Regions from separate parts of the Homo sapiens genome. Here all the other regions are linked to region 1. A link is a loop called in an ENCODE intact Hi-C map of the cell type or tissue named here. Cell type or tissue: heart right ventricle. All regions are shown on one strand. Region 1 overlaps SLX9 (SLX9 ribosome biogenesis factor). Region 2 has its middle 25 kb from the start of PICSAR. Region 3 overlaps PCBP3 (poly(rC) binding protein 3).

Region 1 (8,000 bases):
GTCATGATGCAGAAAATGCCAAAGGATCAACAGCTACTGGGACTGAGGGCTTCAGCAAGGCCTTGGGGTGCGGCCGAGGTTTGCAGCGAGGAAAGTACCAGCAGCACCGCAGGGAAGAGCAGTCATGGCCAAGAGCTCCCCGGGGGGTGGCACGACCCAGGGACGCTGAATGCAGAGCGCCAAGGTCACGCTACTGCACTGAGGAACCCAGGCTGCGGGGCCAGAGGGCACTCCTGGCCTCCTGAGCCACACCTGGCCTGTGTCCTCAGCATCTGCCCAAACTACCCCATCCCACCTGGAAAGGAAGAAGCCCCAGAGAACTGCTTCAGTCCTAAGTCAACACAGGACAGGCTCCCGAGGCCCGGATGCAGGGCCCCACCGCCGGGGATGGTGCAGGACAGGCTCCCGAGGCCCGGATGCAGGGCCCCACCGCCGGGGATGGTGCAGGACAGGCTCCCGAGGCCCGGACGCAGGGCCCCACCGCCGGGGATGGTGCCCGAGGGAGTGGCTGTGCTGCTCACCTAGAGGCGTCCTGCTCTGGGAGGTACAGCCACTCGCAGCTCTTGGTGGGTTCAGCTAGTCTGGGGGCCCCACCTAGGGAACCTCGCAAGACAGCCTCCACGACCTGCCTACACCTCAGACAAGCACACATCAGAAAACCACAGTGCCCAGGGCCCCTGAACATGACAGGCCGGCCACGCGCCCACAGAGGAAGGGATAGCCCTGTAGCCGGGGGGCACTCGCTGCCACCTCCCATGAGGAGTAGTGTCTGAGGAGTGAATGAGGAGAGCCTGCTGCACAGGCTCGGCCTGGGCCTTGCCAGGCGGGGTCTGGAAAACACACCAGGTGGGATGCCAAGGGGGAGGCTGCCAGAGGCAGGGCCCTGGGGACCTCCTAGTCTCAGGATGGCACCTGCAAGTCAGAATGAGTGCCACACCCAGAATACAGTGGCACCTGGGGCCCCAGCCCTTCCCTGCTCACCCCTAAGTTTCCATTTGAAAACACTCAGCTGCCCTCCCACCCCAGCTGTCGATGAGGACAGTGACGTGCAGATGGCCTCAGCAGGATGCTGCCAGCCAGGCCCCACCAACCGAACATGTCAAGAACCTTAAATAGCTCCAGCCACCGAGCTCCAAGTGCCAGGTTCAGAAATAGCAACCCACATGCTCAGACACTGCCCCGCCGTCTCCTAGGCAGGGGGGCGCCCGGAGCACATGACACGGACACCCACATAGCAGCACCCCAAACGAGGGAGGGTCCCGTGGGGCCACACAACCCCAACTGTCCACCCAGCCAAAAGACCTCTGCTGGGCGTGGGGCCACATAACCCCAACTGTCCACTCGGCCAAAAGACCTCTGCTGGGCACAGCATCCCCCATGGGAGGGCGGTCCTGAAGCAGCTGGGGCCAGACCTGCAGGGGAGAAGGAGGGCCCTGGGGCCAACCTTCTGGTGATGGAAGGCGGCCCCGGGAATCCCCAGGCCAGGCCCAAGGTGATCAGGCCACACACTCTGATGTGAAAGTTCCAGAAACAACTTAAACATCAGCCCTGACAGCAGACAGCTCTGATGAGGAGGAGTCACTCCCTGAGTGGCCAGGGAAGCTGCCGATTGCTGTCTGGCAAATAGAAAAAGGCAGTGGCTGAGCTTCCCGGGGGCGAGCAGCGCAAGCCCAAGACAGCGGCCCAGGGACCTCGGCAAGCCGGTGAGATCCAGACTTGCACGGCCCACAAAGGCCTGAGTGAACCTGAGTGAACAGGAGCCAGGCCATGAGACACAGGCACAGAAGAGGCTGGCCAAGCCCAGAGGAATCTTCTCCTGTGTGTTCTGCTGCTGCTGTGTGTTTAAACCATTTTTAAGGCCTTTAAATCAAACCGGCGACTTTAATCCGATGAAGGCTTAGCCTGCTGCACTGTGCCCACGACACGTGTACCCAGTCGCCGCCACGTGCTCCAGGACAGGGACCAGGTGGAGTCACCGTGATCCTCAGGCACAGGTGCAGCCCACACCCGCCTGGGCCAGTCTCTGTGCTCAAAGTTCTATGAGGATAAACCCACACACGACGGGCGAACCCTGCTCGGACAAAGAGCAGCAAGGGCTCCTGAAGACACTGCTAGCTAAGGGCCTTTCCTGAGATGCCCCGCCCCGGTTAGTGATTGGCACGTGCAGCAGGCCTGGGCGAGAACACCTGTAGGCGAGAGATGGTGCCCACACAGTGCCCTCGGGCAGTGAGAGATGGTGCCCACACAGCGCGCTCGGGCGGCTCCGGGGGCAGGGCCTGGCTTTTATCTCCCAATGTTGCGTATTTGTCTATTCTGCAATGTGTGCATACGCGCTGCTTTCTCAATCATGAAATGTTATTTTCTACAGAAGTAATTTTAGGTAAAAGTTGATCCCTAACCTTCAAGTCTCAGCCACAGGCATGACAGTGAGTGAGGCACGGTGGGCAAAGACGCGGCCGTTCGCCCCGTGCGCTGAGGACTCAGCCCCTGGATCCAGATGGTAGAGCTGGGACTTGAACAGGACCGGCAAGGGCCACATCCACAGCCTGTCCCCCTGCTTCCTCCCAGGCTGTGCAGCAAGCCAGGGCCATCCATGCCCACTTTCCCTGCCTCTCTCCTACCTCCCTGCGCGATGCTGCAAGATGTTGGTCCCTTGGATGGCTGTGGGCTTCAGCGCCACCAGGAGATGGGAGCCTCCTCTGCGCCCAGTATGGCAGCAGCCACGGTTTCATCTCAACCTGAGTGAACAGGAGCCAGGCCATGAGACACAGGCACAGAAGAGGCTGGCCAAGCCCAGAGGAATCTTCTCCTGTGTGTTCTGCTGCTGCTGTGTGTTTAAACCATTTTTAAGGCCTTTAAATCAAACCGGCGACTTTAATCCGATGAAGGCTTAGCCTGCTGCACTGTGCCCACGACACGTGTACCCAGTCGCCGCCACGTGCTCCAGGACAGGGACCAGGTGGAGTCACCGTGATCCTCAGGCACAGGTGCAGCCCACACCCGCCTGGGCCAGTCTCTGTGCTCAAAGTTCTATGAGGATAAACCCACAGCAGTTCTACAGCAGCCCCCCGACACCCCCCTTTCGCAGATGAAGGAGCTGATCGCAGAAACCCTGAGGACGCCGGCAAGGAGGTGCAGGAGGCTAGAACCCCAGAGGCCCTGGCTGGCTCCTGACTCCCACTAAGATGGGAGGAAACAGCACTATGTCTGGTCCAAGTCAAATGCCTCAGCATGGCACCATGTGACTGCGTGACCATGGGCCTGAGAAGCGCCACCAACAGGGCCACGCTCCCAGCCGGACTGGCATAGGCCACACCTCCGACCCCTGGTCTAGCGTCTCAACAACATGTGGCTCACAAGGATGCCTGGCTTAAGAAACAAGTCATTGGGCTCCCAACATACCGGCTGGCACGGCCACACTCTCTGCAGGAGCGCAGGTAAGAAGGCGCACCACTCCCAGCCGCCGCACCACGCAGCCAAGGCAGGTGACGCACAGGGAGCTGCGGCCAAGCCGAGGCCATCTGACCCCAAGCCTCGCTTCCACAGAGCCATCTCCATGTAACCTCCCCGTCAGTTTGTTCTTATTTTAACTTGGGAGTAGATATAAGCAACAAGTACATTCTGCATGGTTTCCTGTCATACCCTTGACTTCACAACTGTAAAAAAAGGTCTTAAAAAAGGGATTTTTTTTTTTTGAGATACTGGAAAATAGCAGAAAATGAGCTCATTCTGTTTTCAGGCAGGCACCTGGGACTCAAGCCCAGAGACACAGGCAGGGTGGGGCAAGGCTCATTTTCTGCCATTTTCCAGTTATCTTAAAAAAAAAAAAAATCCCTGAAGACAACCCTGTAACCCCAGAGTCTGTACTGTCTGATGAGGAGCTGGGACTTCCCAAGTCTCCGCTGTGCAAGGCAGGAGGGAGAGCCTGCGTCTCTATCCCGGGACTGTCCCACACCTGGGCTGACCTGACAAGGACACAGCTCTGCTGCCCTCTGCTGGCCAGATCACCAGGGCAGAGGGACGGCCAGGAAGCCAAGGTCGCGCCCTCCACCGCAGGTCCCTCCACCGCAGGTGCCTGGGGGTGGAGTGGGGTCTAAGCAGGTACAATCACCTGGGCAGCGCTCTGTGCTGACCGGGAGAGCCAGCCCTGCCCAAGGGCTGGGTGCAGGAGCTTGGGATGTCCTTGCACCACAGCCTGGTGGCCTCGTCACCCAGTCCAACACGCCTGCAGACGCAGACGTGTTCCACTGACAGCAGCAGCAGGTCGTACACAGCCGGAAGGCGCAGGCAGAAGCGGCAGGAGTGGCTGCCGGAGCAGCAATGGCGGCGGTGGGTGCCCTGTGCCCGGCGTCTAAGAGTAGGCCTCTGTGGCTTCAGAGCCTGGCTCCATGGTGCGCTCTGGCCTGCTGCTGCTGCACAGAGGGTTCTGGGGGGTAGGCGGAGCTGGGGCCGCGCTTTGGGGACCCGGACAGCAGTGTGGTCCCTGTGTCCACCCGGCCGAGGGTGCTGGGTTCCTCTGGAGGAGGCTATGGTGCAGGGCCGCCTGGGCTGCATCCCTAGGATCCACCCCACATCGGTGTGACTGCCAGGCCCGACACTCCTGACAGCCGGGCCCAGGGCCCAGGGCCCACAATCCACTCCCTGATCAGGAGCAGCCCCCGGGCAAGGCCACAAACCGTGCGAGGGGGAGCCAGGGCTGCATGCTCCACAGAGCCAGCAGGAGCGGGAGCAAGCAGCAGCCAAGTCGGGGCTCGGGACCCTGGCCTCTCTGCACTCTTACCCTTGCAGACTCAGAGATGCCTGCTCCTGCTGCCTGGCCTCTCCCTGCTTCCAACGCCCACTCCAATCTCAAAGGGGGGTTGGGGCTGAGCCCAGGTGCTGTCAGAGCCCGGCCGGGTGTGCACACACTCAGGCCCTGCCACCTTGGCCCCCTCTGGACCTTGGGCATCAACAAGCTCTGGGAGGAAGCCAAGGCGGGGGCTGAGGGTGGCTTGGCGCTGGCCTGCAATGGCCGGACCCCACACTTGCTCACACACACACTTCACCGCTCCACGCCTGACTCCAGTCTCCCTTGGAGGCATGAGATCCAGGCCAGTAGCATGAGCTGAGCTCAGCCTGCCAGGCCAAGTAGGTGAAATGAGCCCAGTGGGCCTGGACAAAACTCAAGCAAAGGTGCCACCGGCCACAGGTATCTGGCCAGAAAAGCAACACCCCCAAAATCCTGTACCACCACCGGCGCCTCTCATGCCCCCACCGCCCCCAAGCCGTCCACCATGCTGTGAGCTCCCTCTCCAGCAATGGTGACAGGCCTCCCAACATCCTCTGCTCCAGGGGCCCCCAGCCCCACCCGGCTCTGAGTCCATACCAGGCCTTGCCCCACCCTGCCTGTGTCTCTGAGCTTGAGTCCCAAGTGCCTGTCTGAAAACAGGTGGGCTCGTTTTCTGGTATGAAGGAACACAGAACTAGAAATCCAATTCTAAGCGTGCTCCATGACCAGCTCCCCAGACGCCCGGTGCTCCACGACCAGCTCCCCGGACCGCCCGATGCTGCATGACCAGCTCCCCGGACGCCCGATGCTCCACGACCAGCTCCCCGGACGCCCGATGCTCCACGACCAGCTCCCCGGACCGCCCGATGCTCCACGACCAGCTCCCCGGACCGCCCGATGCTTCACGACCAGCTCCCCGGACCGCCCGATGCTCCACGACCAGATTCCCGGACCGCCCGATGCTCCACGACCACCTCCCCGGATGCCCGATCGCCCGATGCTGCATGACCAGCTCCCCGGATGTCCGATGCCAAGGATTGGAGCCGTGCCCAAGGCTGGAGGATCAGCCACCACTGGACACCCGGCCGGCTGCCAGGCTCTGGTATTGCACAAGCCAGCTAGAGCTGGCCACACAGCACGCACAGCAGGTGGCACTGCGTTGGGGGAGGCTCAGGAGACGGGTGCTCACCCCGGCTCTGCCACAGGTCCCTCGCCACCCCCAGAGCGGACATGGAGGAGCTGTAGCCCCGACATGGGGTCCACAGGCTGCCGCAAAGCCCCTGCATGCACAACCCGGCCCACAGGCAAAGCTGAGTCCTGCTGGGGAGGTGCAGGGGGTCTTAGAGAGCTGGGGCGGGGAGGGGACTCTAGGCCAGCCTCAGCCCTGCACCCATGCCCTCCTCCTCCCGTAGCAGGAGGCTGCAGAGCTCAGAGGGTCCCTCCCAGGATGCCCGTAAGGGTAAGGCAGGCTCCAGGGCACAGGAAGGGAACAGGGGGTCAGATGTGGCTTCCTGGCGAGCTGGGATCCGAAGGGCTTGAAAAAAAACATAGGAACGATGCCATGAACTTGTCAGTCACAGGATAGGAACGATGCCATGAACTTGTCAGTCACAGGATAGGAACGATGCCACGAACTTGTCAGTCACAGGGACTAACAAGCCCCACCACTTCCCAGGGCTAGAGTGGGGGAGGAGGGGTGCAGATGGGCACACGGGTGTCCACCAGGTGATGGGCCACAGCCTAGACCCCTCCCCTGGGCCACCCAGCTCCTTGGCCAGAGACGCAGCATGCAGTGCTATTCCTGACTCAGGCAGGGCACGGACGATGAGACACATCTTGGGAAGGCGGTGTTGCACTAAGCCAGGCAGACAGGCACCCACAGGCCGCCACCTCACCTCCATAGCCAGGCGGGTCATTGAAGGGTGGCGGCCAAGTCACAGGATGCAGTATCTGCATGACATGGGCACTCAGGCCCCAGCACAAACCCGGGGTGGGGTGGGGGTAGGGACGCAGGGCACCAGCCAATCAGGAGCTGAGGAGACCACACCAAAAAAACAGAACTGTTCCTGGAGAGAGGGAGGAACATGGTGAGGAGCAGCCAAGATGCAAAGGACCCCACTGAGGCGCCTGGATACCTCGGAGGCCTGAAGAAAAGGGGCTGGGGCCCCCAGACCAGGGCAAGCCCCTCCGCCTGTGGGGCTACTCCTCTAAGGGTCTGCAGGTCCCACCCATGAGGGTCTGTGGGCCCTGCCACCCTGCCAAGCTGGTGCTTCACATCCCAGGGCAGGGGAAGTGGAGGCCTGTCCCTCCGTCTGAGCCCTCTGTGAGGTCCCATGGTCCCCTTCATCCAGCCCGGGGCTCTTCAGTGCAGAAAACCCACAGCAGGGCGGTGGAAGGAATATGCACCAGAACCCTGGGCTGAGAGCCACAGCCAGAGACGGCTGGCCAGAGGCCTCGCTCCAGGAGGGCTGTAATGGGGGCCCGCGGCGATGAGCTCAGAACGCCCCTCCCACAGGACAGCCTCCTGGAACACACCTCAGGGACAACCTCCAAGGCACCATTTTGGAGCACCTTCTCCTGAATCCCCCTGGGGCACCAAGGCAGAAATCACAGCCATGGGCAGTGCACAAAGCCACCGGCTCCTGGCCAGAAGCACTAAGTGCCTCCCCAGGCCAAGGCTCCTCCCCAACACCCAAAACCCTGACCCTGCCGCACGGCTCAAATAATTCCCATCCTCGTGCCCCTCAAGGCGGGCTATGGGAAACACCTGCACACAAGCAGGAAGCGCCAGAACGGGCCACGCTACTGTCAGCACGAGCTCAGGGCTGGGGAGCGCCAGAACGGGCCACGCTACAGTCCCGTCAGCACAAGCTTTAAGATTTTTATGCACAAATAAGGGTATGTGAATTAAGAAAAAAATTAATTACCCAACAGACTCACAAACAATAGAATCTTCAAATTTTTTCAACTTATTGTTCAATTATTTCAAGAAAACACTTCTATGCTCTACTCTGATAACATGGTTCTGAAATTTGAAATCAATCTTTGACATTGTAAAGTTCAAGCTTCTACCCTCTCCCACCAGTTACTCTAAATTAATGAGGTTTGAGCTTACGAAAAACAAAGACCAGGCCGGGCGTGGTGGCTCACACCTGTAATCCCAGCACTTTGAGAGGCCAAGACAGGCAGATCTCTGAGGTCAAGAGATCGAGACCATCCCGGCCAACGGGGT
Region 2 (8,000 bases), 80 kb before region 1:
TCCCCGCACCGAGCCCCGCACACCCAGGGCAGTGAGTACTCAGAGGCCCATGGCATCAGCAGAACCAGCATGGTGGGCATGACCCCGTGTCCCCGCCATGCCGGCCAAGGTGCCCTCACACCCTGGGAACACCAATGTCCCTCCCAGTGGCCATGGGCCTCGTGGGTGCTGGAGCCTGCAGGTCTCGTGGCAACAGCCCGAAAATGAAACGGCAACTTTGGTTTCTGGTGGTGAACTCGGGAATTTGAGGAGAAGTTGATAAATCTTCCTGGGACTCAAAATGGAAAAATGTAAAGTGATGAATGCAAAAGGCCAGCCAAGAGACCTGGAAGCCAGGGCCAGGGCCAGGTTAGCGGGGCCACTGAGGGCCACGTGGGAGAGGACGGACAGGGAAGGACAGAAGTCAAAAAGAGAAGCAGGGGGCTTGTCTCTAAGTGACAGAGCATCTCAAGGCTCCAGATCAAAAGGGCTTCTGAGAGCAGAAAAGTTGATAATGAGAGAGAGAAAGACGGAGGGAGAGAGACAGAGATTTTTACTTTAAAGGATTTAAAATAAAGAACAAACCCGAGGAGCATGGAACGGGTGCCAGGAGCTTTATCTGCGAAGAGCAAAGCCCAGCTGCTCCGGCAGACAGGGCCGGCGGACTCGAGGGACGCCTGCAGGGATCTGAGGGGCCACCCAGGGCTCCTGCCCCAAACTCAGAATTGGCCGCTGCACAGACGAGAATAAGTCACTGGAGACAAGCTTCGGAAGCCGGGGGTGCGCGGGCCGGCCCCTCTCTGCAAGCGAGGGTCCACGGCCAGGAGAGAGGGAGGGAACCCGCGTCAGCTCTGCCACTGACGTTCCCCTCATCTGCCCCTGACGTTCCCCTGCATTTATTCAACCTTCTGCCCTGGAGAAATTCTAAGTTCCTATAAATTCAGGCCCCACTTGTTTTGCAACCACTGGCCTTGGTGACAAACAGTCCTGAAAGCTGCCCCGGGGGCAGGGCGCGGCGGCGGTGAAGCGTGTTGGGGGGCGGCCCCCCAGGAGGCAGGGTCCATGGGCTGCGGCTAGCCCATCCTGAAGGGCACCCCTGACTCTGAGCAGGGCCGGGAGGTGTGGCTGCCATCACCACAGGGCTCCCAGGGACTGCCCGGCACACTCAGGGGCACGGGGCTCAAAGAGGAATGGGCGTGGGGGGCCTTGGGGAGGGCAAAGTGCCCCAGACAACCCCTGGAGACTGGGCGGGGGTGGGCGGTGGGGGGCCCCCACACACGAGATTGGTGCCCAGAGCCACCCCCAGTCTCAGTGGGGGCCGTGTCTCGGGTCTTGGGCTCAGACATGGGGGAGACACTGGCCGGCTTGAGCCAGGCACCCGCTCTGTTCTCTGCCTGCAACTGGCCCAGAACCCACGGTGGGAAGGAGCTGAGACATGGGGGAGACACTGGCCGGCTTGAGCCAGGCACCCGCTCTGTTCTCTGCCTGCAACTGGCCCAGAACCCACGGTGGGAAGGAGCTGAGACCTGGTGCACCAGGCCCCAGGCTCCCGGACACATGGGGCCCATGTGCTACCCATGTCCATCACCCTGGGCACCAGGCGTCCTCCTGCACTGCCTTGGTTTGCCAGGACTCGGGGTGTGGAGGGACACACAGTGACACGGTGACTGAGGCTGGCGCTCTGCCCAGGAGACGTGGCGGAACCCCCTCGGCCTGGCCCCACGTGTTCCAAAGGTAGGGGTCCACACCAGCCATCGCGCCGGGCCGTGCGCACAGAAGCCATGTCCTCACCCGCCCGGCCCCGCCCCTGCCTGCCCGGCCCGTTTCCCAGCAGTTTTGTGTGCCTCCTTTCGAGCTGGAGCCCGCCTCCCCAAGACCAGCAGCAAGGGAGGCTCCAGGTGTGATTGGACAGCAGCACCTGGCACCTCGATGTCCTCCAGAGCAATTTCTGTGCGAGGTTGCAGCAGCCTTTGTGCCAGGTTGTGGATTTTTTCACAGTCTTTCCGTTCTTGTTATCAGGCATTCGTGTGTGAGAACCCCCTTCGTGGCCACCTCCGGCTCCGTTGCCAGGGTTCTAGCACAAGTGTCTCCATTTTGGTTCTGACAACTTTCACTCGGGGAAAAGCCAGCCCCCGTCTGTCACTGCAGGGGCCTGGGGCAAGGACAGGCAGTGAGGCGACGTTCCCCCAGAGCTGTGTGCACAGTGGCCGGGTTGCTCCAGCTCCTGGCAGGAGGGAGCCCGTCCTTGGAGCATCTCTCTTCTGCTATAAATACGTATTTGAGTTAGAAAATAAAACGCTTCCAACTGGGCGGCTGACCCTTCTGAGCTCAGAGCAGCCGCGTGGGGGTCCAGGCCTCCCCACCCCCCGCAGCCTGGCCGTGGCCTACTTTCCAAGCCAAAACGAAGTTCTGATGGAAAATGATTAACAAAGGAAGGATTTCTGCTTCTCTACTCCGGCTCCTGCTGGGTGGGGATGGTAATTGTGTGCCCTGTAAACTGTGGGGGAGCTCCGGGCAGGGGCCGATGAGCCCCCGCCCTGGCTGGAGCTGAGGGCACGGGTGGGTCACAGGGCTGGAGCCCTGCCTGCTGGGAAGGGCTCAGGTGCTTCTCTCCCTCCCTCTCTCCGTTCCTTCAGGTTCCACAGAGACCCTGGCCCCCAGCCTCTGACCCCGTCCTCTGAGGCTGTTCGGTTTGAGGTGGGAGAAGCCTGGTCTCATGCACCCCAACCTTCAGAGTCTCAGGCACCAGGAGCCCCAGATTCTTGGGTTCTTGCCCCTGGTGCTCAAGCGAGCTCCTTGCATACTTTAGAGAGTACTGAGGAGCCTGTGTGTCGGGGGCCCGGGCCCCAGAGGTTTAGGGGAACTGCTGTTTTCCTGTCTATCAGAAGTCTGGGGTCAGCCCCTCTTTACTCGGTACGCTCAGCCCCCATCTGGCGTCTCAGATATGTCTGCCTTATAGACAATTTCAAATAAGTTGTCCAATTTTAAATAAATGAGAGTGTTCGTGGCTTCCTTTTGCGTCTTTATGGATTTCCTGTGTTTTCCGCCATGAGTGTGGATTGTGTTCCACTGAAGGAGAAGGCGGTTTCCTGGCCCAGCACAGTCGCCTCCCCTGGGACCTCCCTGCAGGCCAGGCTGCCCCGGTGAGGTCTGCAGTTCCCTGGGAATGGCTTTGCACCCTGAGACCCTCGCAGCTGCCCCTGGTCTGCAGCACCCCGCCCTGCCCCCCCGCCCCTGGAACCCAGGACTTCCTTCTCCTCTCTCCAAACCTTCACGAACAGGAGGGGCTTCCAGGACACAAAGGGCTTTCAGGATCAGCGCGCCTATGCTGGGCATGGTGTGGCTGCACCAGCACCCCTGTGAGACGCTCAGAGACACACGGTCCCTCCAGGCCAGAATCCGATTCTGCATTTTCACAGGACTCAGTGACTCACACTTGCTGGAGCAGGAGAAGCAATGCCCTAAAAAGTTTCGGCAATTCACACATCAAAACTCTAGAGAGTTGTTGGAAGTGGGAAATGAACATTTGGGGAGAGGCTGAGATTTCAGCAAGACCTCTTGGGAACTTGCCCTTTGTAATTCTAAAGCGGCTTTGCTGGCTTCTGAATGTAAACTTGAATCGTGTGAGTTCTGATCCACTCATAACATTACCGTGCTTTATGTACTAAATGAAAGTGCAATTTGTTTGTACACTGATTACAGTTTTACCCGCTGAGTTGGCTCTTAGCTCATTTAAGCTGTTTCAAATGGAGCAGCAGCTGCCAAACCTGCAGAAATCCACCACTGATTAGCTATTGCCAATTGATGAGGAAGACAAAGACCCAGGAGGCCCACCTGCCGTGAGGGAGTTCCCCTGTGAGTCCAGGCCGGGGCTCTGTGGCCCCTGGAACCTCGGACTTCAGACGCCGGCCTGGGCTCCCACAGCGTCTGGTTTTCTCCATCAAAACTGCGCCTGGAGGGGTGAGGTGACCAGATGCAGGGGGTGGGGCAGGCGAGGAGGCGCCTGGCTAAACCCAGGTTGGGAGGAGCCTCTGCACAGCAAAGCCGGGGCTTCAGGACCCTTTGCTGGGACAGGTCCGGGAACCATCTGTGATTAGAGGGGCCCGTTTGGGAGTCGGGGGCCGAGGCCAAAAGGACACCCTGAATGCCACCTTTGTCCAGCAACAAGGTCTCATTAGTTCCATCTTCTGAGCTGTCACGCCGGCACCTTCCGCCTTTCCCGCGCCTCATTAGCCCCGAACAAAACCCACTGGTGGTGGGCTCAGCGGAGGCAGGGAGGCCACGGCCAGCTCTGCTCCACTCACTCAAGAGAGGGAGGAGGAGGCCTTGAGGCAGGGTCACGCTCGGTGACAAGGGGCTGCCTGTAGGCTTGTGCTTGAAGGATGAGAACTGCATCCTCCGTCAGGGACCAGACCCAGCCTGGTCTGAACCCAGCAGGCAGCAGGCAGAAGTGCTGTGCTGATTGGCCGTGGACGCTGGCTTAAGTCACTGACAGCGGAAATCAGCGCAGCCCTGGAGCGTAGCTGAGCACAGCTGCAGAAGAGCAGGGAAGCTCCAGGCTGCACCCTGGAGAAGGCCAGCAGCTTTCTCCCTCCAGATCCTGGGCCTGGCCACCCTGTCGCTGGCCAAAGGGGAGCAGCGCTCTCTGGGGCCCATGGTCAGAGTCCCCAGGCATGGCCAGCTCTAGGGGAAAATGGAAGATGGGAGGTCTCAGAGGCCACTGAGCCCCCTGAGGGAGCTCCAGGCTTGTTGAGCTTCTGTTGCGATTCGGAGGCAGCCAGATACAGCCCTGAGTGAAGCCCCGCTTGCCTCCAGCACCCCAGGACTGTCTCCACCCAGCACAGGCCACAGCCCTGCAGAGGACCCAGCTCAATGGACCCCTCTGGAGTGGGCTGAATGGTGACCCCTCAAGATGTCCACACCGTAACCCTGGAACCTGTCAATGTGGCTTATTTGGAAATAGGGTTTTTGCAGAGGTCATTATGTTAAGGATTTTTTTTTTTTTTTTTGAGACGGAGTTTCACTCTTGTTGCCCAGGCTAGAGTGCAGTGGCGCGATCTCAGCTCACTGCAACCTCTGCCTCCCGGGTTCAAGTGATTCTCCTGCCTCAGCCTCCCGAGTAGCTGGGACTACAGGCACACGCCACCATACCTGGCTAATTTTTGTATTTTTAGTAGAGATAGGGCTTTGCCATGTTGGCCAGGCTGGTCTCATACTCCTGACCTCAGGTGATCCGTCTGCCTCAGCCTCCCACAGTGCTGGGATTACAGGCAGGAGCCACCACGCCAGCCTGTTAAGGATCTTGGGATGAGGGTGCCCTAGATCCAATGACAAGTCTTATGAGAGACTAAGAGGCAGGAATGGGGATAGTGTGGCCACAAGCCAAGGAGCCCCAGGCACCTCCAGAAGCCAGAAGAGGCAGGCGGCCCCTCCACAGGACCCTGTGACCCCCAGACAGACGGTCCCTCCGCAGGACCCTGTGACCCCCAGACAGACGGTCCCTCTGCAGGACGCTGTGACCCCCAGACAGACGGTCACTCCTCAGGACGCTGTGACCCCCAGACAGACGGTCCCTCCGCAGGACGCTGTGACCCCCAGACAGACGGTCACTCCGCAGGACGCTGTGACCCCCAGACAGACGGTCCCTCCTCAGGACCCTGTGACCCCCAGACAGACGGTCCCTCCGCAGGACGCTGTGACCCCCAGACAGACGGTCACTCCGCAGGACGCTGTGACCCCCAGACAGACGGTCACTCCGCAGGACGCTGTGACCCCCAGACAGACGGTCCCTCCGCAGGACGCTGTGACCCCCAGACAGACGGTCACTCCGCAGGACGCTGTGACCCCCAGACAGACGGTCCCTCCTCAGGACCCTGTGACCCCCAGACAGACGGTCCCTCCGCAGGACGCTGTGACCCCCAGACAGACGGTCACTCCGCAGGACGCTGTGACCCCCAGACAGACGGTCACTCCTCAGGACCCTGTGACCCCCAGACGGTCCCTCCGCAGGACGCTGTGACCCCCAGACAGACGGTCCCTCCGCAGGACGCTGTGACCCCCAGACAGACGGTCCCTCCGCAGGACCCTGTGACCCCCAGACAGACGGTCCCTCCTCAGGACCCTGTGACCCCCAGACAGACGGTCCCTCCGCAGGACGCTGTGACCCCCAGACAGACGGTCACTCCTCAGGACCCTATGGCCCCCAGGGGCTTCTGGGGCCCAGGGGGAGCAGGGCCTTGCTTGGGGGTTCACATTCTGCACAGAGGGGATGCAACCGGCTGCCTAGGGAGACAGGGTCAGGACCCAGAGCTGAGTGTAGGCTGGGGAGCACCCAGGAGTACAGGGGGCTCTGGCCCACCCAGCTCAACTCTTCCCCTCTCCTCAGGGGGCAAGGACCCTCCACAAAGATGAGGTGAGGTGTTGACACAGTATTAGGGGCACATATCTTAATGGATAGGTATCCCAGGTAAGTTCCTAGAATAGGGATTTTTTTATCTACAAGCAAATCTTAACCCCTGGGCGTTTCAGCAAAGGCCCTGCCTGAGCCCCTCTCCTCATCCACATGCCCTCCTGGGTGTGGGGTACCTGTCGTTGGCGGTGCTCAGGGGATTCCGGTGTACATGCCTGGGGAGGCCCCAGGTCCCGAAAGCCAGGGCCACACTGCCTGGGGATCTTGTGGCCCCTGTGGACTCAGGGCCCATGTGTGCAGGGAGGAGGCACTCTCCCCACGTGCTCCATTGCCAGGGCTGATCCCTCGGCCCGAGACCCTGCTTGGTGGGGAGGCCCCAGCTCAGTACTCCTGCCCCTGTGTCTGTGTGACCCTCTGTCCGTCCTGAGAGTCTCTGCACATCTGGTCTGGTTTGACTTTAACCTGAATGCCCAGCCTCCCTGCTGTGTCCACAGCCCTTTCCAGAAGGACCCGCTCTCTCGGCACCCAGCCCGGAGCACCTCCTCACTGCCTGGTCCCTGCCTTGTGACAGGACGAGTTCACCACCCCTCCCCCAGCTGCAGGACAGACGTTAGATGCAGTGGCTTGGGGGGTCTGCTGGATGAAACCTCACGTTTCCTCCAAGAGCTGCCTATTTATTGTGCAGGCCCCATCCATGGCAAAACATCCTCCAGTCCTCTGGCCACTCCCTCCTTACAAATGAGCTTGAGGAGAAATCTGCAAGGTCACGGCCTCCTGGCTCCACCATCACAGAGACCCTGCCTGGGCTGGACCTGTGGTGGGGTCAGAGGATTCTTCTACCGAAACTCGAAGAAAGCCAAGGCCCGGCGTGGCCGCCAGATGGCCACCCCGTCCCCACTCCCTCTGGAAGACGCTGTCAGCTCTTCCATCTCTCTGAGACTGTCTGAAAGGCGTTCAGTGAAATACAGGTGCCTCCCATGGGCACGTCTCACGCTGTCCTCTCCCCTGCAGGAATGACCATATCCACTCCAGAGGCCCTGATGACCTGTGCGCTGTCACCCAGCCACAGCGCAGGCCAGACTCCAGTGCCATGTCCCCTGCGCAATGTCTGTTTCTTTCTGCAGCAAGTGTAGCCCCAACATCCTCATGGCTTAAATGTAGAGCCAGTGCCTCACTGTGGCCCAGCGGTCCCTGTGCCCAGCAGGGAAAACCTTCCAGGGCGCACGAAGCCCATAACAGGAGCTGTGCGGCCTCAACTCCCCTCAAGACCTAGAGCTTGGCCCTCCCAAAGGCGGCTGCCTGGACCCAGTGGAGCCTGTGCAGCCGGTGTCCAGGCTATGACGGCACCTTCGGGACTTTGGGGCTGCACAGTCAGGTTTCTCCTGAGTCCTTGAGCTAAAAATATCCCTGCTGAAATTTATAACAAAATCCAACTGTGCTCTGCACATTTTCTAGAAGCCCTCCCCGCCAATACACAGCTCCGCAAGGCAAAACCGCTGCTCCAGCATCTCTCCCAGTGACGCTGGGGCACAACGTCACTCGGTGTCCTACAACCCGGCCAGTGCTCATGCACCCCTCACGTTGCTCCAGGTGCCATCAACGAACAAGGCTG
Region 3 (8,000 bases), 870 kb before region 1:
AGGAGGCAGAGTGAGGGGCTCAGCACATCCCCTGCCCAAGACAATGACAAATGGGATGAAACCATCAAAAATAGCCACTTTAGGATGCTGGAAATCAACTAAAGACACATTATAAATTGAGAAGCATTTATTTAAAAGAAACAAACAGGCCGAGCCTAGTGGCTCATGCCTGTAATCCCAGCACTTTGGGAGGCCAAGGCGGGTGAATTACGTGAGGTCAGGAGTTTGAGACCAGCCTGGACAACATGGTGAAACCCCATCTCTACTAAAAATAAAAAAATTAGCTGGGCGTGGTGGTGGGTGCCTGTAATCCCAGCTACTCAGGAGGCTGAGGCAGGAGAATTGCTGGAACCCGGGAGATGGAGGTTGCAGTGAGTCGAGATCATGCTATTGCACTCCAAACTGGGCGACAGAAAGGGACTCCATCTCAAAATAAATAAATAAAAATTAAAAAATAAAAAAAAAACACCTACTTTGCCTGGGGTCCTTTGCCACACTCTTTGAGGAGCATCCCTGAACCCAGGCCCATGGGCCCTGAATTGCCACAGCTGCCCTGCAGGAACCCGTCGGCCACCCCTTTGGGTGAGTCAGTGAATCACAGAGCCAAAGATCGCAGCCCATGCCAAGCCCACACACTGTGTGAGGACCAGGAAAAAACTCTCAGAAGAACGGACACGCGTGGTTCTGCGGGACATGAAAGGGAATCTGCACAGCGGAAAGTCCACGCCTGGGGTGGGAGGTCAAGGGGGTTAAATGGCTGCACTTTCCACTCATGAAGAGACCAGACACCACCTCAACCGAATCCCCAGCAGGACTTCTCCTGGAGCTGCACAGTGTGGAAGGTCCCCTGAAGGAATTAAGGCCGACGTTTTCTGAAACTCTGAAACCCTGTGTTCCTGGCACAGCAGAGCAGCCATGCCAGCGGGCGCTGGGGAGGACGACATGCAGGGAACAGAGGTGACTGACCTGAGGGGTCATGGGGACTGCAGAGGTCATTTCACAAAAGGTGCCAGTACAATCAGTTTTAGGCCAGAAAGTTAAAAAGTCTAATTCTAATCTCACCCACTACGTCAATGTGAGTCCTTGTAAAATTTTAAAAGTAAGAGTTGAATAAAACTACAATCTTATCTCACCCTTAGGTTGCACAGACCGATGTCCTATAAGAGGACAGCATGGAGGGGGAAGACCTTACCCCCCGCTAGGGCCCAGGTCAGCCTCACATGTGAGTCACAGTGACAGGGTGTGCCCGATACCATGGGGTGACAGTGGTACTTCACCTCTGGGGGCTTCCTCCTCAAACTCATAGCCCCTTCCTGTACCCATGAGAAAAGCATCAGACAGATCCCAGCAGAGGGATAGCCTGAAAAATGCCTGATTAGTCCTGCTCAGGACAGTCAAGGTCACCAAAACCAAGAAGAGTCAGAAACTCACAACCAAGATGGGTGTGTCCTGTGCCAGGTCTGCCCCTCGTGCACCTAACCCTGTCCCTCACTCTCCTAACCCTGTCCCCTGCTGGGTCCGCCCCTCACTCTCCTAACCCTGTCCCATGCCGGGTCCGCCCCTTGCTCTCCTGGCCCTATCCTGTGCTGGGTCCGCCCCTTGCTCTCCTAATCCTGTCCCATGCCAGGTCCACCCCTTGCTCTCCTAACCCTGTCCCATGCCATATCCGCCCCTCACTCTCCTGGCCCTGTCTTGGGTCTGTTATCTGCTTAACTGACAATTTTTAAAGAACCATTTTTAAAAAATCATTTTTATAGTCACCTGGAAAGAGATCAGTTCTTGCTATGGTTGATTTATAGCTTCTTGGGGGATGTGTCCAGTTTTAACCATGAAACATTTAAAAGAACGCAGAACACCGGAGAAGGCCCCAGAAAAGGCAAAAGAGGAGCTAAAGAAATGGACAGTGCGGCCAGAGGAAAGGCTCAGGCTGCAGTGGGGGCTGAGGACCCCGATGGCTCCCAGGATGACGGTGCCGGTGCCTGTGCCTGCAGGAGTCCTGCCAGCTTCTCCTGACCTTCAAAAGGGTCAAACGAGCAAATGGCCTCACACTGAACACAGAGAGATACCGGAGGCTATGGGTGATAGTCACACGTTGAGGGACATTGTGAAACCACTTCCCAGGGTGAGCAGGGAAGCAAGCTCAGTTCCAGGTGTCCTCCAGAGGATGAGCATGTGGAATATCATTTCTCAAGGCTCATGATTTTGGGGTCTGATAAATAGCTAAGTTGTCAGGAAAGAGAAGGTAGGAAAATGATGAGAGCAGGTGTCGGAAACGCCGAGTGACAATGCACCCTAAGGAGGAGCCTCCCCTGGGCGGTGCCTCCCTGACACTGCCGGTGCTTGCAGGACGGAAGCTCGAAGGGCCAGGGCTGGGCTCTGCTGCCTCCCATGACCTGGAGCTCCAGTACAGTAGAGGGAACAGAACCCCAACCCCAGTCTGCATGACAGCCACAGAGCACCAGCAAGAAGTGACAAGAGCAGGGAAGGGAGCAGAGACAGGCTGCAACATGTCACGAGCAGTCAGCATCACACGGGAGGACAGGAGGGTCCCGTGGAGAAGCCAGAACAAGAACCAGGGAGACAGGTGAGGAAGAGAGTTCTAGAAATGAGTTAGGGGAGGGGGCGGGGCCCACAGCAGGGTGCAGGCAGGGAAGAGTATTCTAGAAATGAGTTAGGGGAAGGCACAGGGCCCACAGCGTGGTGCAGGGGGAAGAGTGTTCTAGAAAAGAGTTGGGGGAAGGTGCGGGGCCCACAGCACGGTGCAGGGGGAAGAGTGTTGTAGAAAAGAGTTGGGGGAGGGTGCGGGGCCCACAGCGTGGTGCAGGGGGGTACTGGACCTCAGTTGAGGACCTCCTGGGCTGGACATCAGGCTGGAGCTCAGTGTGTGCTGGGCCAGTGTGACCCAGGAGTCACTGGCGACCCTGAGGGTCTTGGAGCCCCTGCGGAATCCAGGATTAGGGAGAGGCTGCACAGGAGAGGGGGTCCCTCCCAGCCTGCCAGGCAAAAAGTGGGAACCGGGAAGGGGGAGCAGGTCAAGAGTTGAAAGATGCTGTTCTCAAGAAAGGATTCTGCCTCTAAAAAGAGAAAAGGTACCAAGTTAGCCCAGGTCACAACGCCAGGCTCGCTGGCTCTGCAAGACAAGGGTGCTTTGCAGAAGCCACATGGATGGACAAGGACGAGGGGCCGGGTCTCCTCTCAGAACGCACTCCTCAGACACAGGTGTGCTATCACTGCTGTGGCCTTCAGAGTCTGAGGCTCTGTCCTCTCGAGGCTGTATCCCGCAGGGTCCTGAGGGCCTCTGCTGAAGGCGGGGCACACAGCCCAGATCGTGTGGCCAACAGAGCTGCCTGTCTGCTGCAAGGATGAAAAAGCGCCTCCCACCAGGATATTTCTAAACCGGGAGAAAAGGACGTGGCTCAGATACGTCAGCCCTGCCACGAGGTGGCAGCAGAGGTCCATGGTCATCCCCCAGGTCCCAGGAACTCCCTCCTCTGGCTTCTCAGAAACCAAGGTGCCTCTGGGGCTTGGCTCTAACCCAGGGGTCTGCAGGCCCCGCTGGCTGCCCATATCCACAATCCACGTTTCCCCGGAGCACAGTCTCACCCCCTCCTTGACTCGTGGTCTGCAGCTGCCTTCCAGCACCAGGTCAAGGCCACGCACACTGCAGACCGTGTGGCCCGCAGAACCCAAGCCACCTGTCCTATCCTGACCTGGGTCATCACAGGCCCTCACAAGGATTGTGGGAGAACAGCAGCCAAGCTGAAGTGCCAACACTGCGTGACATCCTCCTGGGCCTGGCACTCCTATCCGTGGGTGACAAAGTTCCCAGACAGCAAAGCGACGAGATAAAATGGGGCCCATGGGGCCAGGTAGGCGCAACGACCTCACAGGCAGCAAAGGTGTGCTGGCCCGTGGTGCCCACTGCCATGGCAGCCGGACTGGGTGTTCCCAGGACGGATACACTTGACATGGACACACCAAAAACACCTGACAGCCGGGAGAAGGCCAGCATCATCCCACACATAGCCGAGAGCCAGGAAAAGGCCAGCGCCACTCCCTTCAGAGGAGATGAGGTCTGAGCTGGTCCATGGGTCAGAGCCAGTGGCTGAAACGGAGACCCAGTCTCCAGGGAAGACCCGCAACAGTCCTGCGGTGTAGAGCAAACATTCACCCCACCTTCCCCAGCGGGCCTGAGTAACTGCCTGGAGTGACAGCATGATGGGCAGAGTGAGTGGCCAGGCCCTGGACCTTCAGACAATGGCTGGGTCTGGGGCCTGAGCTCCTGCCCACTCCAGGGGACTCAGACACCATCATGGACCCACAATTAACATGACAGACGGAGCTTGGCCCGAGTCCATCTGGCAGAGGCCCTGTGCCCGCACACCCATCTGCTAGACGTTCTGGTACAGCACTGGACAGAGGCGCCCAGCAGCTGCCAGACAAGCCCTCTGGCCCCGGCCTTGAGCAGGATATTAAGGCAGAAAAGGCCAAGTACAGTCCCCAGGAGCCTTCCCCACCTCAGCCAAGATAGCACCTGGGGAAGACTGTAGAATCTACACTACCATCAAGGACTTCAGGGCTGCGTGGGCGGTTTGACCCCTTTCCATTTTCCACTCTAGAAACCAGATGGACTCTGGGGACAACAGTGGCTGCCGGCCTCGGCCTTGGGGTGCCCAACGGCAGTGTCGTGCCAGGTGTGGTCTCTGCACCTGCATCCGCTTACTTGATGAACATGCCCTTCATCCCGTCTGTAAAGAGGATCAAAATTAGACTGTGTGTTCTTGGGAGAAGAGCAAATACATAACCAGCGCTTTCCCTCAGAGCTAAGGGAGCCCTTCCTGCTCTGTCACAGGACAGTCTTCAGGGACTCCGACTGCTTTGTTTAGGTTTTATTTTTTAGAGCAGCAAACTGAGCACAAAACACAGAGATTTCCTATATACCCCCATCCCCCACGGCCCATCCCCCACAGCCCGCCACCAGAGCAGTACATGAGTCACAACCAAACCCATGTGGGCACATCACCACCCCCCAGGTCCAGAGTTCACAGCAGGGCTCACGCTCGGTGCTGTACTCTGTGGTTTGGGCAAATGTGTAATGACACGCATCCACCATTACAGCATCACCCGGAGTATTTTCCCTGTAGTAAAAGTACTCTGTGATCCACCTACACATCCATCTCTCCGCCCAACTCTTGGCAACCACTGATCTTTATACTATTTTTATAGTTTTGTCTTTTCCAGAATGTCATATAGTTGGAATCGTATAGCATGCAGCCTTTTCAGGCTGGCCTCTTTCACTAAGTAACACGCATTCAAGGTTCCTCCGCATCACTTCATGGTTTGACAGCTCATTTCTTTGTAGTGCTGAATCATATTCCACTGTCTGGATGCACCACTGGTGTATTCATTTGCCTACTAAAGGATGTCTTGGTTGCTTCCAAGTGTTGGCAATGATAAACAAAGCTGCTATAAACATCTGTGTGCAGGTTGTTGTGTAGGCTGAAGTTTTCAAATCCTTTGAGTAAATACCAAGGAGCATGACTAATAGATCTCACGGTTAGAGAGATTTTAGTTTGCAAAGTGATGCAACCACTTGGGAAGGTAGTTTGGCAGTTTCTTACAAAACTGTGGCAGTTTCTTACAAAACATTCTGCAAATGGCAAAACTATAGTGACAATAAAAACATGAGTGGTTGCCAGGGGCTTCAGGGACGGGAGGAGTGAGTACGTGAAGCGCATGGGGGCAGTGGAGCTCTTCTGTATGACACAGTAATGACAGGGACACGTGTCACTGGACACTTGTCAAAACCTGTGTTCAACACAGTGAGCCCCAATGCAAACTATGACCATCCGTGAATAACAATGAACCAGGCCGGCGCGGTGGCTCACACCTGTTATCCCAGCACTTTAGGAGGCCGAGGCGGGCAGATCATGAGGTCAGGAGATCGAGACCATCCTGGCTAACAAGGTGAAACCCCGTCTCTATTAAAATACAAAAAATCAGCCAGGCTTGGTGGCACGCACCTGTAGTCCCAGCTACTCGGGAGGCTGAGGCAGGAGAATGGTGTGAACCCGGGAGGTGGAGGTTGCAGTGAGCCAAGATCGCACCACTGCACTCCAGCCTGGGCGACAGTGCGAGACTCTGTCTCAAAAAATAATAATAATAATGTACCAATATTGGTTCATTGACTGTACCACACTTGAGGCAAGATGTACGTAACAGGAGAAGCTCTGTATGAGGGGAGGAGGTGGCACGCTCTATACTTTCCAATAATTTTTCTGTATTGTAGAATACAATTGCCCTAAAACATAAAGACTATTAACTTTTCAAAAGTGAAATAAATCCTGAGTTCATAAGGATATCATCAACTGAAAATGGAAACCACAAGGTTTTGGATTTTGATTCCAACCATGAAGGAGTAAGGACTTATGATCCCACAGTAAAAACCTTAAGAATTGGACAGAAATAAGAAGCAAGTGTGTTCGAGCATTGCACAGCAGGGTGCAGGACTGTGATCTTTCACCCGGCGGAGACACACGCTGAGCTCCTCGCCGGCTGCTTTCTAGCTGCGTCCACTGTCAAGTTGCTGCTCACGGCAGTGCAGCACACACACAAGCTGCTGCCTCGCTGGGGGGCTGAGGACAAAAGGCAAGCATGGGGGCTGCGGCAGCAGCTGGAATATGGGAGATGGGGACAGCAGAGGCAAGAGCTAAGAGGAGACGGGGCCCCCAAACTGCAGGAAGATGTTGGCCAAATACTATGCTGTGCACGCAAGGACTCCATGAGGAATGGCAGAGAGAGACAGAACTACTGGGGAGTATGAGGTGAACAGACACGCTAAATGTCATGTGGTACCACGAGGCGGGGACTGCTCACAGCCACAGTGGAGGCCCCTCACTCAGCATCCAGGGTGTTCACTTGAGACCCATGAAAGGCTACACCTTAGGAGGAGGACAACGTTAAGTTCTAGAGGAAGGGATAGTGAAGACTTTCCTTGACAAAGTTCGACCGAGCCATGACATGAAGTTTCGGTAAATTAGATGCCTGCAGAAATAAAAACCAAAAACAACAAACACAACACCCCAAATTCTTAACAGCGTAGCATATATAGTCACGTGCCACACAACGGCATTTCAGGCAACAACAGACGTGCCATATACCACAGCCGTCCCTTAAAATTAGAATGGAGCTGAAAAGTCCCATCACCCTGCAACGCTGTGGCCTCCTTAGGAAGGAGTGCAGCTGGCTCCCCCCACGCCTGTGGTGATACTGGTGTAAACTCACCTGCTGCCCTGCCAGTCACATCAGAGCGTAACTCGTACAATTACTTACAATAGTAATACCTGACGATGATAATAAACGATGGTGTTACTGGTTTGTGTATTTACTATACTATATTTTTACCATTATTCTAGTGTACTCCTTCTATTTATTAAAAAAAAAAAAGTTAACATAGAACAGCCTCAGTCAGGTCTCTCAGGAGGTGTCAAGAAGCAGGCACTGTGATCACAGCAGAGGACAGCTCCACGCCTGTTACTGCCCCTGAGGACCTTCCAGCGGGACAAGGCGTGGAGGTGGAAGACAGTGGCATGCACGATTCTGACCCTGTGCAGGCCTAGGCTAAAGTGTGTGTGTGTGTCTCAGTTTTTAACAAAAGGGGAGGGGAGGGGAGGGGAGGGGAGGGGAGGGGGAAGGGGAGGAGGAGGGGGAGGAGGGAGAGGGAGGGGAGGGGCAGGGGACGGGGAGGGGGAAGGGGAAGGGGATCTTAAACATGAAAAATTCTTATAAAAACAAAGAAAATATTTTGGCGTAGCTGCATACAATGTGTTTGTGTTTTAAGCTAAGCGTTATTACAAAAGAGTCAAAAGTTAAAAAATAAATCTAAAGGTTTATAAAGCAAAAAAGTTAGAGTAAGCTAAGGTTAATTTATTATTGAAGAAATAAATTTTGTTATATCATAAATTTAGCATATCCCAAGTGTACAGTACTTATGAAGTCTA

What was found. Hi-C counts contacts between places; a loop is a spot of excess contacts. Peaks named below come from ENCODE experiments on the same cell type or tissue, not always from the same donor. Only the 100,000 strongest peaks of a DNase experiment are listed, where the experiment ranks them.
Region 2: a loop joins it to region 1, with 3 times the contacts of the local background. A loop is called at or near these places in 10 of 110 quality-filtered maps.
Region 3: a loop joins it to region 1, with 7 times the contacts of the local background. A loop is called at or near these places in 3 of 110 quality-filtered maps.

Annotation. Positions count from the first base shown.
Region 1 is chr21:44,945,932-44,953,931 of GRCh38, reverse strand. The region is part of intron 2 of SLX9 (SLX9 ribosome biogenesis factor); the gene reads right to left. Among named protein-coding and RNA genes, the nearest start is that of SLX9, 9.9 kb to the right of the region's middle. RefSeq lists enhancers at 911-1,861, 3,353-3,938, 4,249-4,398, 3,939-4,524. In heart right ventricle, CTCF peaks have their summits at 3,801 and 4,000 (motif pointing left); DNase peaks (open chromatin) are centred at 1,117, 3,991 and 6,740; H3K27ac peaks cover 7,580 bases.
Region 2 is chr21:45,026,225-45,034,224 of GRCh38, reverse strand. No RefSeq gene overlaps it. Among named protein-coding and RNA genes, the nearest start is that of PICSAR, 25 kb to the right of the region's middle. RefSeq lists enhancers at 2,332-2,999, 5,312-5,811. In heart right ventricle, no CTCF peak of the experiment used is centred here; a DNase peak (open chromatin) is centred at 4,446; H3K4me3 peaks cover 747 bases; H3K27ac peaks cover 1,815 bases.
Region 3 is chr21:45,816,189-45,824,188 of GRCh38, reverse strand. The region is part of intron 4 of PCBP3 (poly(rC) binding protein 3); the gene reads right to left. Among named protein-coding and RNA genes, the nearest start is that of PCBP3-AS1, 16 kb to the left of the region's middle. RefSeq lists enhancers at 1,749-2,434, 6,181-6,680, 6,681-7,182. In heart right ventricle, CTCF peaks have their summits at 3,224 and 3,436 (motif pointing right); a DNase peak (open chromatin) is centred at 3,438; H3K27me3 peaks cover 1,730 bases.